Regions from separate parts of the Homo sapiens genome. Here region 1 is linked to region 2. The links are chromatin contacts, found by Hi-C or POLR2A ChIA-PET in ENCODE. All regions are on one chromosome and are shown on one strand. Each heading gives the region's core, a stretch centred on a gene start or an enhancer-like site at or near the end of the contact. The rest is flanking DNA. Distances are from core to core; before and after follow the strand shown.

What was found. Hi-C counts contacts between places; a loop is a spot of excess contacts on that map. ChIA-PET counts read pairs that join two places held with the same protein, here RNA polymerase II (POLR2A). Pooled maps may share reads with other maps.
Region 1: a map of CD4-positive, alpha-beta T cell shows a loop between it and region 2 (2.9-fold over the local background). The contact joins the enhancer-like site here to the promoter of PTCD1 in region 2. A Hi-C loop is called at or near these places in 1 of 168 maps with a recorded cell type or tissue (CD4-positive, alpha-beta T cell) and 5 of 50 pooled maps. POLR2A ChIA-PET finds 5 or more read pairs at or near these places in 1 of 52 experiments (OCI-LY7).

Annotation. Positions count from the first base shown.
Region 1 is chr7:99,989,443-99,992,705 of GRCh38, forward strand. It overlaps the pseudogene LOC100128334. Among named protein-coding and RNA genes, the nearest start is that of AZGP1, 15 kb to the left of the region's middle. Within about 2 kb of position 1,594, at least 3 of the 41 ENCODE cell types and tissues checked have a DNase peak (open chromatin) inside an H3K27ac peak, as active enhancers do.
Region 2 is chr7:99,437,487-99,440,375 of GRCh38, forward strand. It overlaps PTCD1 (pentatricopeptide repeat domain 1), which reads right to left and starts at 1,312. Exons shown (of 8, transcript NM_015545.4): 1 at 1,206-1,312. The region is part of intron 2 of ATP5MF-PTCD1 (ATP5MF-PTCD1 readthrough); the gene reads right to left. CPSF4 (cleavage and polyadenylation specific factor 4) reads left to right here and starts at 1,457. Exons shown (of 8, transcript NM_006693.4): 1 at 1,457-1,699. The coding sequence starts at 1,597. RefSeq lists an enhancer at 902-1,191 and a silencer at 1,452-1,751.

The sequences.
Region 1 (3,263 bases), core at 344-2,843, 550 kb after region 2:
TAGCATGTGAAATGTGAATATGAGGACACTTGGAGCAAATAAAAGGTGAAAGTTAAACATTTAAGATCAACGAAGAAACCAAAATCCACATGATCAGACCAGGGCTAAGGAAAATTGGAATAGGAGATGTGACCTCATCTATAACAGGAGACATGGATGATGATAAAGGAGGAGAGAGAAGCCACAGGATTCAAGTCCTGGGCAGGTGTGGGGCAGGAGGAGAGGGACACAGGGCTACTGAGATACTCAGGGAAAACTTCCTGGAGCAATTCGGATTTCAGAGAGATGTGGAGGCCTAAGACAGCTTGCCAAGTCGAGGTCAAAAGATTTCCATGCAGAATGGGATTTTACATTCCCTGTTCTTTTGAGTCTCCAGTGCCTACCAGAGAATCAAATATACAATAGGTCCGGGCACAGTGGCTCATGCCTGTAATCTCAGCTCTTTGGGATGCCAAAGTGGGAGGATTGCTTGAGCCAGGAGTTCCAGATCAGTCTGGGCAACATAGCAAGACCCTGTCTCTACATTTAAAAAAATAAAAAATTATCTGGGCATGGTGGCACACACTTGTAGTCCCAGCTACTTGGGAGGCTGAGGCAGGAAGATCACTTGAGCATGGGAGGTCAAGGCTGCTGTGAGCTATGATTGTACTATTGCACTCCAGCCTGAGCAACAGAGCAAGACCGTGTCTCAAAAATAAATAAATAAATACACATATTAATACAATAGGTAATTAATACATAATTTCTGGATGAATCAATAAATACGTAAGCAAAGGCAATAGAAAGCACTAAATATTTCTGACGACCACGAAGAACCTTTTGGCTGGGACAGTGAATTCTACTGGGAAAGAAGTTTGAAAAAGCAAAGCTCAGAGAAATTGAAGAGGACCTTAACATATGTATACCTTGCTATATCTGATTGATGTCTTTTGCCTGATTCAGTGTGCATCATTCCTCCAGCCTACCTGGGAACTATCCCCAGGAGAGTCCACCAGAGAGAGACAAGATAGTCTAAGGCAGGGGTCCCCAACTCCCGGTACCCGTTCATAGCCAGTTAGGAGCCGAACCACGCAGCAGAAGGTGAGCTGCAGGGTCGAAGCTTCATCTGTATTTACAGCTGCTCCCCCACCCCCCGACCATTGCTCCAATTACCGCCTGAGCTCACCTCCTGTCAGATCGGCAGCAGCATTAGACTCTCACAGAAGCACGAACCCTATTGTGAACTGTGCAAGAAAGGTATGTAGGCTGCCCGCTCCTTATGAGATCTAACGCCTGATGATCTGTCACTGTCTCCCATCAACCCCAGATGGGACCATCTAGTTGCAAGAAAACAAGCTCAGGGCTCCCACTGATTCTACACCGTGGCGAGTTGTAGAATTATTTCATTATATATTACGATGTAATAATAATAGAAATAAAGTGCACAATAAACGGGATGCACTGGAATCATCCCAAAACCATTCCCCTCCCCAGTCCGTGGAAAAACTGTCTTCTACGGAGCCGGTCCCTAGTGCCAAAGAGATTGGGGACCGCCGGCTTAAACAAAGAGGTCTTTTTCTCAAGCAGGTTCCAATCAGCGCTAGGCCGGATTCGCTATGGCTTTTGCCTGCCCCCTAGTGGTCAAGGAAATAGTTGCAGCCAAGTGTTAGGATCCAGTCCTTGAGAATTTGGCTCAAAGCCTGGATGCAAAGGCCATGAGATAACGGTCATCCGGTCTTCCTCGCACAACTCACACAATTCTCGCCGTCTTTTTTTTTTTTAAGAGGGAATTTCACTCTTGTTGCCCAGGCTGGAGTGCAGTGGCGCGATCTCGGCTCACTGCAACTTCCAACTCCTGGGTTCAAGCGATTCTCCTGCTTCAGCCTCCCATGTAGCTGAGATTACAGGCGCCCGCCACCACACCCAGCTAATTTTTTGTATTTTTAGTAGAGACGGGGTTTCATCATGTTGGCCAGGCTGGTCTCCAACTCCTGACCTCAGATGATCCACTCGCCTCGACCTCCCAAAGTGCTGGGATTACAGGCATGAACCACGGCGCCCAGCCAATTCCTGCCTTTTATTATGGAGGAAAACCTCCGCGGGATTACAGCACACCCAGTGGACGTCTGTTACCTCATCGAACTTGGGTCCAACCACCGGGTGCTGCAAACACTGACATGTGGATTCCAGTGAGAGAAACTGAGGCATTTATTGCAGGGTGCCAAGCAAGGAGAATCAGCCAGCTCAAGTGTAAGACCTAAATTCCCCAATGGCTTGTAGGTAAGGGTTTTTAGAGGCAGAGAAGCAGAAGTTACAGGCAAAGTCATAAATCAATACATGGCCCGGCACAGTGGCTCACGCCTGTAATTCCAACACTTTGGGAGGCCAAGGCAGGTGGATCACCTGAGGTCAGGAGTTCAAGACCAGCCTGGCCAACATGGTGAAACCCCATCTCTACTAAAAATACACAAAATTAGCCAGCTGTGGTGGTGCACGCCTATAATCCCAGCTACTCAGAAGGCTGAGGCAGGAAAATCTCTTGAAGCCGGGAGGCAGAGGTTGCAGTGAGCAGAGATCGCGACACTACACTACACCCTAGGCGACAGAGCAAGACTCTGTCTCAAAAAATAAAAAATAAATCACTCATAACCTGGTGCAATGGTTCACACCTGTAATCCCAGCACTTTGGGAGGCCGAGGCAGGAGGATTGCTTGAAGTCAGGAGTTTGAGACCAGACTGGGAAACATAGCAAGACCCCATATCTATAAAAACATTAAAACTTAGCTGGGCGTGGTGTCATGCACCTGTAGTCCCAGCTACTCAGGAAGCCGAGGCAGGACGATTGCTTGAGCCCAACAGTTGGAAGCTGCAGTGAGCTATGATCACACCATTGTACTCCAGCCTGGGCAACAGAGGTCTTTAAAAACAAAAAATCAATAACGTGTAATAATCTTTTTTTAAAACTCCCTAACAGGATGTGTGGCAGGTTCCTGAGGTGGTGGCTGCTGGCGGAGGAGAGCTGGCACTCCACCCCCGTGGGGCGCCTCCTGTTTCCCGTGCTCCTGGGATTCCGCCTTGTGCTGCTGGCTGCCAGTGGGCCTGGAGTCTATGGCGATGAGCAGAGTGAATTCGTGTGTCACACCCAGCAGCCGGGCTGCAAGGCTGCCTGCTTCGATGCCTTCCACCCGCTCTCCCCGCTGCGTTTCTGGGTCTTCCAGGTCATCTTGGTGGCTGTACCTAGCGTCCTCTACATGGGTTTCACTCTGTATCACGTGATCTGGCAC
Region 2 (2,889 bases), core at 62-2,561:
TAGAGACAGGGTTTCACCATGTTGGCCAGGATGGTCTGGATCTTTTGACCTTGTGATCCGCCCGCCTCGGCCTCCCGAAGTGCTGGGATTACAGCCGTGAGCCACCGCGCCCGGCCGACTCTATCATAATTTCAAAGCAGTAATAAATGTAAGTGACAGCTTAAGATACCACCTTGTAGTTGCTGCACAAACTGGGTTTTTTTGCGTCTCACTCTGTCACCAGGCTGGAGTGGGGTGGTACAATCTCGGCTCAATGCAACCTCTGCCTCCCGGGTTTAAGCCATGCTCATGCCTCAGCCTCCCAAGTAGCTGGGATTACAGGAACGCGCCACTACTCCAGGCCAATTTTTATATTTTCAGTAGGGACGGGGTTTTGCCATCCTGTCCAGGCTGGTCTCGAACTCCTGACCTCACGTGATCCTCTCGCCTCAGACTCCCAAAGTGCTGAGGTTACAGGTGTGAGCCACCATGCCTGGCCCTGCACAAACTGTTATCTGGAACTATCATTTACACTCACCCTCACAGTTTCAGGCACTGCTAAGGCTGCTCCAGCAATCAGGAAAGGAAATGCTATACTTCACATAGAGAAAAATAGGGGTGCATTTTGTTCCTACACAAGCTCATTACCCCACCCTGGTTAAAAAAAACCCTGAATTAGGCTGTATAGTGGCTCATGCCTGCAATTCCAGCACTTTGGGAGGCCCAGGCAGGAGGATCGCTTTGGGCTTGGGGCCAGGAGTTCGAGACCAGCCTGGGCAACATAGCAAGACCCGCCACCCGCCCCCCCAACCCCGCCGTCTCTACAAAAATTAAAAATAAAATTTTAAAAATTAGCCAAGTGTGGTGGTGCAGCGTCTGTAGTTCCAGCTACTCGGGAGGCTGAGGTGGGAGGATCGCTTGAGTCTGAGAAGTTGACTGCAGTGAGCTATGATCGTACCCCTGTACTCCAGCCTGGGCCACAGAGCGAGAAAAAACCCTGAATTAGAGACACGCTGCGGCCGTCCTTCCTCGGAGAGACCCGCCCCTCCTCAGAGGCCCACCCGGACCCTCAGGCCAACGCCGACCCCTCTCCACACGGACTTCTGCAGCCTCAGTTTCCCTCCTCAGACGCCCCCGGCTCCAATCCCGGCTCGGGCACTTCCTTCCCCTCTGGCGTGTCTTGGCCCGGGTCCCGGGGCTCCTGCGAGGATCACACAGGAACTCACTTGAAGTGTCCGGCGCAGTGCACTCCGACGGGGAGCCCTGCCCGGTCCCCGCGGCGAACCAGTCTCTTCCTCGGGTCCCCCTCTCCCCAAGCGCGCAGGCGCAATCCGCGTCGCCGACTCACGCGGCTGGTTTCAGGTTTCTGGCGAGGCCGGTGTTCGGCTGGCGGCTAGCTGGGACTAGCGGAACGGCGGAGTCTCGATTGGCAGTGCCTGGACAGGCGCAAGGGCCGGCGCGGGCTCCGGGCGCTCCCGGCATCCCTCGGGCGGCGGCGGCGGCGGCGGCGAGGCGAAGCGAAGGAGGAGTGTGTGCGGCGGGGCCGGCGGCGGGTAAAGGCGAGAAGGCTGCAGGAGACCGAGGGGGAGCCGGGCCGGTGGGGCCGCCGCCGCCGCCATGCAGGAAATCATCGCCAGCGTGGACCACATCAAGTTTGACTTGGAGATCGCGGTGGAGCAGCAGCTGGGGGCGCAGCCGCTGCCCTTCCCCGGCATGGACAGTGAGCGCGGGGCCCGGGCGGGAGGGCAAGAGCGACTCGAACCCGGGACCCGCTCCTCTGTGATCCCGGGACTCCCTCGCCTCGGTCCTGAGACCTCCCCCGGCTTCCTCTGGATCCTGGGACCCCTCCCCTTTGGTCGCAGGACTCCTCCCTCTAGGTCTTGAGAGTCCCTCCCACCTCCTCCGGGTCCTGGGATCCTCCCCTTTAGTTACCGAACTCCCTCATCTGTGGTCCCGAGACTCTTCCCACTCCATCCTGAGACCTCCTCTTCTGGATCCCGGGACGCTCCCCTTGGTTTCAGGACTCCTGACTCCCAGGCCCCCATTTCCACCGTCTGGGGACTCCTTTTACCCTCACTCGGACTCAGGAGTTCACTGCCTCGGATCTTTGGCCCTCTGCGGCTGTTCAAAGGTAATCTGTAGGAGGGTAGACCTTGTCTGTTCGCTTAATTCTTGAATAAGGGTGGGTTATCCTGGATTGGAACTCTCCCTCAACACTCTCCCAACTGCAGGAGAGTACTAGGATATCACACCCGCTACGTTGAGCGTCTCTTCTTGATTTCATCAAAACTAGGCGGTTGGAGGAGATGTGCTGAGGGAAGGACCACCTTTCTGTAGGAGACCCCAGCTAGACTCTCAAACTCCCTTCTAGGACTCACTCTCCTGGGAGCTCATCCCTAGTTTTTGGCCCGTCCCTACTTTTTTCTGGACCCCAACTCTGAGTTATTCATCACACCCAGCAGCTGGTGTGGACCCTTGGCCTGAACTCCCTTCACTGCTCCCCTTCATATGGTGGCTCCTGGCTTCCCACCTCCTACTCGGTGGGATATCTTGTACTTTAAAAGAAACCAGTAGTTTTCTTTGTGTCTTCTTTCCTATCTGGACATACTTGAAATCTAATGCTATAACCTTAAAGTTTGGGGGCTTGTGGAAGTCACTGAGTTCAATCCACAGATGGGGAAACTGAGACCCAAGCGGGGGAAGGGACTTGCTGACAATCACTCAGTGCATAGCAGAGGCGGGCAAGCTCTCCAGTGTTGTGTGCTGTCGCCCACAACTACCAGCGGGGTCTCCCACCGCTCCCAGCAGCCTCACTCCCCTCAGGCGGTCACACCTTCTCATGCACATGTGACCTCTGAGTCTGTCCCTTTATGTGTTTTTGTTGTTGTTGTTTGTTTGCTTTTGAGACAG